2 separate regions of the Mus musculus genome follow, and region 1 is linked to region 2. Evidence: chromatin loops called from intact Hi-C (ENCODE). Cell type or tissue: left cerebral cortex. All regions are shown on one strand. Each heading gives the region's core, and the rest is flanking DNA. Links, peaks and the distances in the headings are about the cores only.

What was found. A loop is a pair of places that touch in the nucleus more often than their neighbours do. Peaks named below come from ENCODE experiments on the same cell type or tissue, not always from the same donor. Only the 100,000 strongest peaks of a DNase experiment are listed, where the experiment ranks them.
Region 1: a loop joins it to region 2, with 3 times the contacts of the local background. A loop is called at or near these places in 2 of 42 quality-filtered maps.

What each region holds. Positions count from the first base shown.
Region 1 is chr12:92,067,695-92,072,099 of GRCm38, reverse strand. No RefSeq gene overlaps it. Among named protein-coding and RNA genes, the nearest start is that of Gm40548, 68 kb to the right of the region's middle. In left cerebral cortex, for the core only: no CTCF peak of the experiment used is centred there; a DNase peak (open chromatin) is centred at 2,646.
Region 2 is chr12:92,292,707-92,297,111 of GRCm38, reverse strand. No RefSeq gene overlaps it. Among named protein-coding and RNA genes, the nearest start is that of Gm40548, 290 kb to the right of the region's middle. In left cerebral cortex, for the core only: no CTCF peak of the experiment used is centred there; a DNase peak (open chromatin) is centred at 2,030; H3K27ac peaks cover 328 bases.

The DNA of each region.
Region 1 (4,405 bases), core at 241-4,240, 220 kb after region 2:
ATTAACTCATAGTTCCAGGTTATGGTCCATCATGGAGAAATCTTGCTAGGGAGAGCCCAACAAAACTGGTCTTAATGCATCCATGGTCTAGAAGCAGAAATGAATAGATCCATGTATCCATGCCTGTGCTCACTCTGTCCACTCTTACACAGCTCAGAATCCTCTTCATAAAAAATGGTGCCACCTACAGTGGATGAATCTTCCCAATTCAGTTATGGAAATCTTATTTCCTCAAAGACATCCTCAGATATCTTTCTTCCAGGTGAGACTGGATTATATCAAGTTGACAATTAAGAACCCCATACATAGCTACTAAGCACTTTACCATTCATCCATCTTCCTAGCTCAGATCTCAATAGCTCAGTAATAATCAAAGAAAAAGAGATCATCATTTTGGGAGGGAGACAGAGGATGAACAGGGGAAAGGTTGGAGGGAGGGGACATAGGAGGAATTGGTGGTGGCTAACAATGTGATTTTATTGCAATTAAAATTAATTTTTAAAATTTACACATAGATATTTTGTTTGGCTTCTGCTACCTACCTTCCCAAAATAAATTGGGCCAAACTCATTAGCAATAACAGTTGTGATTACAGACTATATACATTATTTAGTCTCTAGCTACTTTTTCTCTGAAGACCAGAAGGGTGGGGTTTATGAAGATAAGTAAATTTTCTTTTCTTTTTTTTTTAAAGATTTATTTATTGTATGTATGTGTATGTATGTATGTACAGTACACTGTAGCTGTCTTCACACACACCAGAAGAGAGCATCAGATCTCATTACAAATGGTTATGAGCCACGCTGTGGTTGCTGGGAATTGAACTCAGGGCCTCTGGAAGAACAGTCAGTGCTCTTAGACACTGAGCCATCTCTCCAGCTTGTAAGTAAATTTTCTAAGATCACACATGTTTTATTTTTAAAAGTTGTGCCAGTCATATGGCTCAGCAAGTAAAGGTACTTGCCACCAAACCTTGCCATAAAACCTGTGTTTGATCCCCAGGTCCCACACATGGGCATGTTAGGAAGAGATTTGGTTTCCAACTTCCCCATACATGCCAGATAAAGTGAAAGAAACATTGTGCACAGTAACACACACACACACACACACACACACACACACGGTAGATAGAGATACATACATAATACATACATACATACATACATACATACATACATACATACATACTAGATAGATAAGAAATTTTTCTAAAGTCACTTATCCTAATAGAAATAAGAACTCTCCCCTCTTATTTGAATTTGAAGTTTAACATATTCACAATTCTGTAGAAGAAGAATAGGGGGGAAGGAGGGGGACGAGGAGGAGGAGGAAGAAGAAAAAGAGGAGGAGGAGGGAAATAAAAGAAAAAAAGTAATATTCTGATAGACAGTTTTACCCAGTCATCAGATATCATCATGAAATTTAAGGTATCTTTTGCTGGCATTTTTCTGTCTTGCATTCAGTAGCATGCTGCCATGAAGATGGGTTTCCTTCTTACACTGTATCCATTAAATGAGAGCAGATCACAGGACAGAGAGAAATGTATCACTAAGAGGAAAGCCCTCATTCAGCAATTGGCCTTTACATCCAACCTCTCTGACTCTGCAGAAATGAGGCTTCTACAAGCATAATTTCAGGTGTTAATTTAAAATTCCAAATGTGAACCGTTGAAATCCTGGCCAAATATAATACCATGACTTGTCATGAAATATTTGATCATTTTACTATCCTCATCAATAAAACTGTTTCTTAAATAATCAATGGTTAATGTTCAGATTGAGGCCCTAAGAAAGCTTTCTTTTTATTTCTCCCCCAGAAAATAATTTTTATAGTTCATAGTGTAGTCTACATAATGGGCACAGCTGTGGACATAATTCCCTATTTCTTCAAACTGATACCAGTGATACTGTTTAATTTCTTAGCATCTTCTACTATCAAGGCAGCATGTCAGCATCAATCATCAAAATATTGGGAAAGAAACAGCACAGGAAGGCAGGATAAAAAAGTAAAAGAGAGACAAAGGTTATTAATAGTTACAGAATTAAATTTGCTGGAGAAAAAGGATGGTGTTGGCCATTGCACAATTATCTCTGATTGATTGACATGACAAATGTTAACAATAGCAAGTGACACAGACCAGAGCAGAATGTCACATACATCAAAGCACAAATCCAGACATTCTTTGTTATTAATTTAATCTTAGTTTAATCACTCACTCCGTATGTAATTTTTCTTCTTTAGAGATGAGGGTTTATCTTGAAGCATGGAAATCATTGATTTTTTTCCCTCTCATTTATTCTTACAAGTATATATTTTATATTGAACATATACTCCCTTCTTAGATACATCCCCCTCACTTGTTAATTGCCTCTGTCCTCCTAGACAATTTCATTTCAATTTTAATTTAATATACACATACATGATTTTATGTTAGCACATAAAAATCTAGACATCATGGATGAGAAAAAAAACATATGATAATTGTCTTTCTAGTCTGGCTTAAAATGTTTAATACGGTTATCCCCAGTTGTAACAATTTTCTTACAAATGACATAACTTCATCTTTTTATAGCTTGGAATGGGTGGGCTTTGTTGGAGGAAGTATATCACTGTGTAGGTGGGCTTTGAGATCTCCTAGTGCTCAAGTTCTGCCCAGTATGCAAGAGACTCCTTCTGGCTGCCTTTAGATCAAGATGTAGAATTCTCAGCTCCTTCTCCAGCACCATGTCTGCCTAGACACTGCCATGCTTCCTGCCATGGCAATGGACTAAGTCTCTTAAACTGTAAGCCAGCCCAATTAAATGTTGTCCTTTGTAAAAGTTGCCTTGAAATGTAATTGAGGAAAATACGTAATAAAAAAAAAACATTTAAAAAAAAAGTTGCCTTGGTCATGGTGTCTCTTCACAACAACAAGAACTGTAACTAGGATTATATGTACACAAACATATATACATAGGTTGGTTTCATAATTAGCTCTTGTGGATAGTATTGCAATAAGCATTGATATTCAAGTATTTCTGTGATATTCTGACTTGGACTGTACCAAGTAAATACTCAGTAGTGGTATAGCTGTGTCTTATGGTAGATCTATTTCTAGGGCTTTTTTATTTTACATTTTTGATTTATTTTTATGTGCGCATGTATGACCATGTCTCTGTGTGTGTGTTAGTGTGTGTGTGTGTGTGTGTGTGTGTGTGTGTGTGTGTGTGTGTGTGTTTGCCATGGCATGTGTGTAGGTCAGAGGACAACTTATGGGAACTTCTTCTCTCCTTCCTTTTACTTATATGGATGCCAGTAATAAAATTCAGGTTATCAAGCATGGTGTCAGGCATCGTTGCTACTGAGATACTACGATGGTCCCTTTTTCTAGATTTTTCTATAAACTTCCATACCAATTTCCACAATGGTAGAACTCATTTTTATTCCCACCAGCAGGATATAAAAGTCTCCTTTGTGCTATCTGAGTGAGCACTTGTTGTGTGGTATCTCAAGACAGTTTTCTATCTCTGATGGTTTAATGAGGTTGAAATTTTTTATATGTATTGTCCATTTATATTTCTTCATTTGTGAACTGTCCACTTAATTGACTCAAATGGTTGGTTGAGTTTTGTTTTATTTTTGCTGTATTTTTTTTGAATCATTGGTATATTTTAGATATTAGTTCTCTGCCAGATATATATCTGGCAAATATTTCCTCAAATTCTTGTGCTATCTAAAAGAGGGTCTTTTGCCCACTACAATACATATTGTTAAATCAAATACAAAGAAGAGAAACCAAAAGGCAATGAACTGGAGGAAAGAACCTGTATCTACTAGTTTCCCATTTCTATAATGAAACACTTAAAACAACTTACAAAGAGAAAAGCTTTATTGTAGCTCAGGGTTCTAGAGGTTACACTCCAAGGTCAAGGTGCAGGTAGCACAGCAGGCTGGGAGCTTCAGGAGCACAGCTATTTTACCGCACATACAATGAAGCAAAATAAGAGAAGAAAGACCAGGGTCCCACATCCTTACCTTAAAGACACGGTCACCATGACCTAATGTCCTTATAAAAACCCTGCTGACTGCAGGTTCTCTAACCTCTACAGTATCCCTTATAGACCAAAGCCTTTAACCCATGATCTTCTCCAAAAATACCAATATCCCAACCATAGCAAGACCCAGTTGAAGCAAAACCTCAATAGCAACCCTGAGTGAGGCAGATGAAGCTTGAAAGCACAGAATCAGGAGCCAAGGGCCCAAGGTGATGCGAGTAAGGAAGCTTAGATAAAGGTGAGGTTGCCAAGGAGCCAGGAGAAGTGAATTCTGAAACTGAAGCTTTAGCCTCTGTCACTTCAAAGTCCTGAGGCCACCACACCAGCCAATGAGGCTGAAGACACCAGAGTCAGGGAGCACACGTTGTAAT
Region 2 (4,405 bases), core at 335-4,334:
ATTACGTTCCCCTCTCTTCCCCCACCCCCTTTCCCTCCCATATTCCTCCATGCCCCCCCCCCGTAGTTGATTTCTTCTCCCTCCCAAGTGAGACTGACGTATCCTCACTTGGGCCCTTCAGCGTATTGACCTTTTTGAGTTATGTGGGCTATAACTTGGGTATTTGACACTTTTTTTGGCTAATATCCACTTATTAGTGAGTATATACTATGCATGTCCTTTTGTGTCTGAGTTACTTCACTCAGAATAATATTTTCTATTTTATCTATTGCCTGCAAAACTCAGGATGTCCCCATTCTTAATACCTGAGTAGTATTCCATTGTGCCCAATGTGGGATCCAGCTTAATGGGAGGCCCCAAGACCTGACACTATCACGGAGGCTTTGGAGCACTCACAAAAAAGGATCTACCATGACTGCCATCCGAAAGATGGAACAAGCAGCTGAAAGAGTCAGATGCAGATATTTGCACCCATCCAATGGATAGAAGCTTCTAACCCCTGTGGTTAAATTAGGGGAAAGAAGCTGAAGAGGAGGGTAACCTGGTAGGAGAACCAACAGTCTCAATTAACCTGGACCACTGAGATCTCTCAGACACTGGACCACCAACCAGGCAGCATACACCAGCTGATATGAGGCCTCCAACACATGTACAGCAGAAGACTGCCAGGTCTGGGTTAATCAGAGATGATGCACCTAACCCTCAAGAGACTGAAGGCTCCAGGGAGTTTAGCTGTCAGGTGGGGTGAGGGTAGAGGTTGAGGGCATCCTCATGGAGACAGGGGGCAGGGAGGAGGTATGGGATGTGGAACAGTTGGAGGGTCTACTGGGAGGGGAATAAAATCTGCAGTTTAAAATTAATTAATTAATTAAAAATTAAAAATAAATAAATAAAATAAAAATAAAAGAGGGGTTCTGCAAGGCTCTGCTGTTTGAACCAATGAGCTCAAAGCAGAGAGCAAATCCCACATCCCACAGCCAACTGAACAATGATAAATGCTGTATTTTATTTTCCCAAGCATCATCTTTCAAGAAAGCAGCCAAAGAGGTAAAGATTGGTTATCTCAGCATAAATAATACTGGAGCTCCACCTGTCACTGATACTTACTGCTGACAAATTGGTATAAATATTTGAGATGCTAAAGAAAAAAAAAGTGTTGAAGTCATTGTGCTGAAACAAGCTAATTCATTTTTGAGGAGAAGGAATCAAGTTGGTTTTAGTCTGGGAAAAGACATATAGATACAAAGATTGAGGGTGGGACAATTCCTCTTTGTAATTCTAGCCTTTGTCAGAAGAAACAGAGAATAATTACACACACAAAATGGAAACAGGATGAATATTCAAAAGAAAGAGGGATAGTTTTGCCTTCTCCCTAGAGCAGCTTTCTTCCAAATTGTATTTGGACAAATTTTTATGTGTCTACAAAACTGATATAATTTTCATTTAATCTAGCCACAAAAGGTGCTACCTTCAATATTAGTTAAAGAATAATATCCTCATTCCTTATTGAGTTATTACTTAGTGGATGCCTTTTGAAGTTCTCAAGTTGGCTAACAGTAATATGAAGCTAACAGTAATAAGAAGAATTGTAGAACAACTCTTAAAGAGGCTTCCATTTTAGGATCTTCCCAGGGGTTCAGTCTCTTTCAGCATCCTTCTTGAGGATAAAACCCTGCATTCGCATTGGCCTATCCAAGGAAGTGCTTTTGTTTGTATTCACTTAGTCACAATTTTCGGCAAGAATATCTTTGCAAATGAAAGAATTCAGGCATCTGAAAGACCTTCAGTTTTCACACTTGGATAAAGAGATCACTCCTGGACTCAGTTCTCTCATCTGACAGGCACAGCAATACCTGTAGTAAAAGCTATTTCATTAACATTGAGAACAAAAAAAGGCAAAATACATGGCAAACTACTACAACTTTAACGTGTTAGATTTTTAGCAGTATTCTTCTCATTCCTCCTAAACTATGCCAGCATGTCCCACGGTCATTTTGATACTGCTTCAAGATCTGAAGTCATGAACAATGTGACTCTAAGTCAGCTACATTTCCTAAATTAACCACGTTATGTAATTAGTATCTCTTGATGTATGTGTCTGAGGTATTTTTCCCATAATTATCTCTTCCTTCCTCTCTTCAGCAACACTACCACCCACGTAGTTTTCAAATTACAGCTTTCATGGCCCTAGTTTACACAACTACTTGAGTGTACCACCTTTTTATGTTTTCTCTCTTTTATCTAGCTAATCTTCACAGTAGATATGACACGCAGTCCATCACAAGTATACATATATCTGTGGAAAAGCAACTCTGCTCTTCAGTCACAAAGGTCCAACTCAGGGCAAACAGGGAGACAACCACAGTGACCCTTGCTTTGCAACACAGTGAAAGTGCCTACTTCCCTCCTCCTCTCCAGTTGCTGACTCAACTGCCCTCATTCAGGACCTTGTAGATAGTGGAATGTACCAAGCCTCCATGGCCTTTGAACTAAATGAGGGAGAGACACTAGGCATCCAAGCCAACACCAAAAACAACTCTCTAGCACCGTGGACATTCAGGCCCCAGGGAGTCTGCCATTCTTAGAATGAAATTTCAGTTCTAAGTCATGAGTTGCCAGACAACTCAGAAATGAATATAGCTTGTTCTCTCTCCTATGAGTATTTGGACTGGGCCAAATCCATCAAGGGAAATAAAGCATAAAGGAAAACAGAAAGAATTTTTCTTCATGTCAAGAGTTTACATATTATTATTATTATTATTATTTAATTATTTTTTACAGTCCAGTCATTATCCCCCTCCCGATCTACCTTCAGACAGTTCCTCATCCCATTCCTTCTCTCCTGTCTCCAAGATGTACCCACTCCCTACCCCACCAGACCCCCCCCTCTGGGGCCTCAAGTCTCTCTCAAGGTTTAGGTGTGTCTTCTGTCACTGAGGCCAGACCAGGCAGTCCTCTGCTGTATGGGGCTAGTGTATGCTGCCTGGTTGATGGCTCACTATCTGAGAGGTCTCGGGGGTCCAGGTTAATTGAGACTGCTGGTGTTCCTATAGGATCACCCTCCTCCTCAGCTTCTTCCAGCCTTTTCCTAGTTCAACCACAAGGGACCCCAGCTTCTGTCCATTGGTTGGGTGTAAGTATCTGCATCTGGCTCTTTCAGCCGCTTGAAAGGCCTCTCAGAGAACAGGTTCCTGTTGAGTTTACATATTTTCTAAGATTTCTTTGGACTCTTTAATTACGCATAAGCTATCATCTCAATCTTTTAGACTTTGAATGACCATCAACCCCAGTGAAATCAGTAATTTATAAATGGCAAAATTCCCTTCCCCCAGACTGGTACTTTAAAAAAACACTGAAGGGTCACAACTGCCTAAAATTGGGAGATTTTGTGTTCCAGTTATAATAAATTAAAATATTTTTGCAAAACTCTTAACAAACACTTGAACTTACTAACTGGGACTGACTAATCATGGCAATGTGATTTCACTTCATGGGCCCAGAGTCCTCACTCAGAAAAGGGTACAACTATTTTCTTCATATATTAGCTGAGGCATCAGAGTTGTGACAAGTCCTAGTAACCAGCAGTATTTTCCAGAACAAACAGAGAAAACTAATTAGGTTCAATTCTCAATCCCTCTACTTAACCACTGGGTTTGGCTTATTGTCAGTTAAGAGAGGGCATTAGTACAAATCACTGACTAATATTTCTAAGGCAGAAACACCCAGGCAGGAATTAATGTAGAAAGAAAATGATGAAAATGTGACAAAAGAGCATCAGACAAGGATGAAGTCTATATATCAACTGCCTTGATCCCCTTTCAGTGTGAAAAATACCCACGCTGAGTACAGAATAAAAGGCTCTTTGTTTCCATATGCACAAGACAAAGCGCAGGCTTCTGAGGCTGAGCGCTGTAGCTGCCACCCTCTTCCTGGTTTCCCTGCTTGAGGGTCCAATTAAAATCGAAAAAAGATGGAGTTTGTGTTTATCTGTTACCAGGAGCTATATATTATTCCCTTTGATTTCTCTAGGCATAAAGAGAGTTGGGCTTGGAGGAGGAAAGAAGCAAAGACCAGTGACAGCCATCTGCTCAGATCATAAAGGGCAGGCTGTCAACAGCATGCTTAATAAAGCCATTTCTTCCCGGGAACGCTTATCAACTGGAGAGGTGGAAGGTCACTGAACCCTGTGCAGTCGAGATGGCCAGAATTTCAACGATATACTTTTACACACTGCCCTCTCTGCTGCTGTCAGAGTCATGGCTGCCAGTGTTAGGTACCAAACATCAGGCACCTCTCTTATTAAAAAGCCGTTTCCTAAAACAACAGAAAACAGTGAGATTTCTATAGGCTACATGAATAGCCAAATGAGCCAGCCTTTGTGTCTTACACTGATTAAGCAATGTCC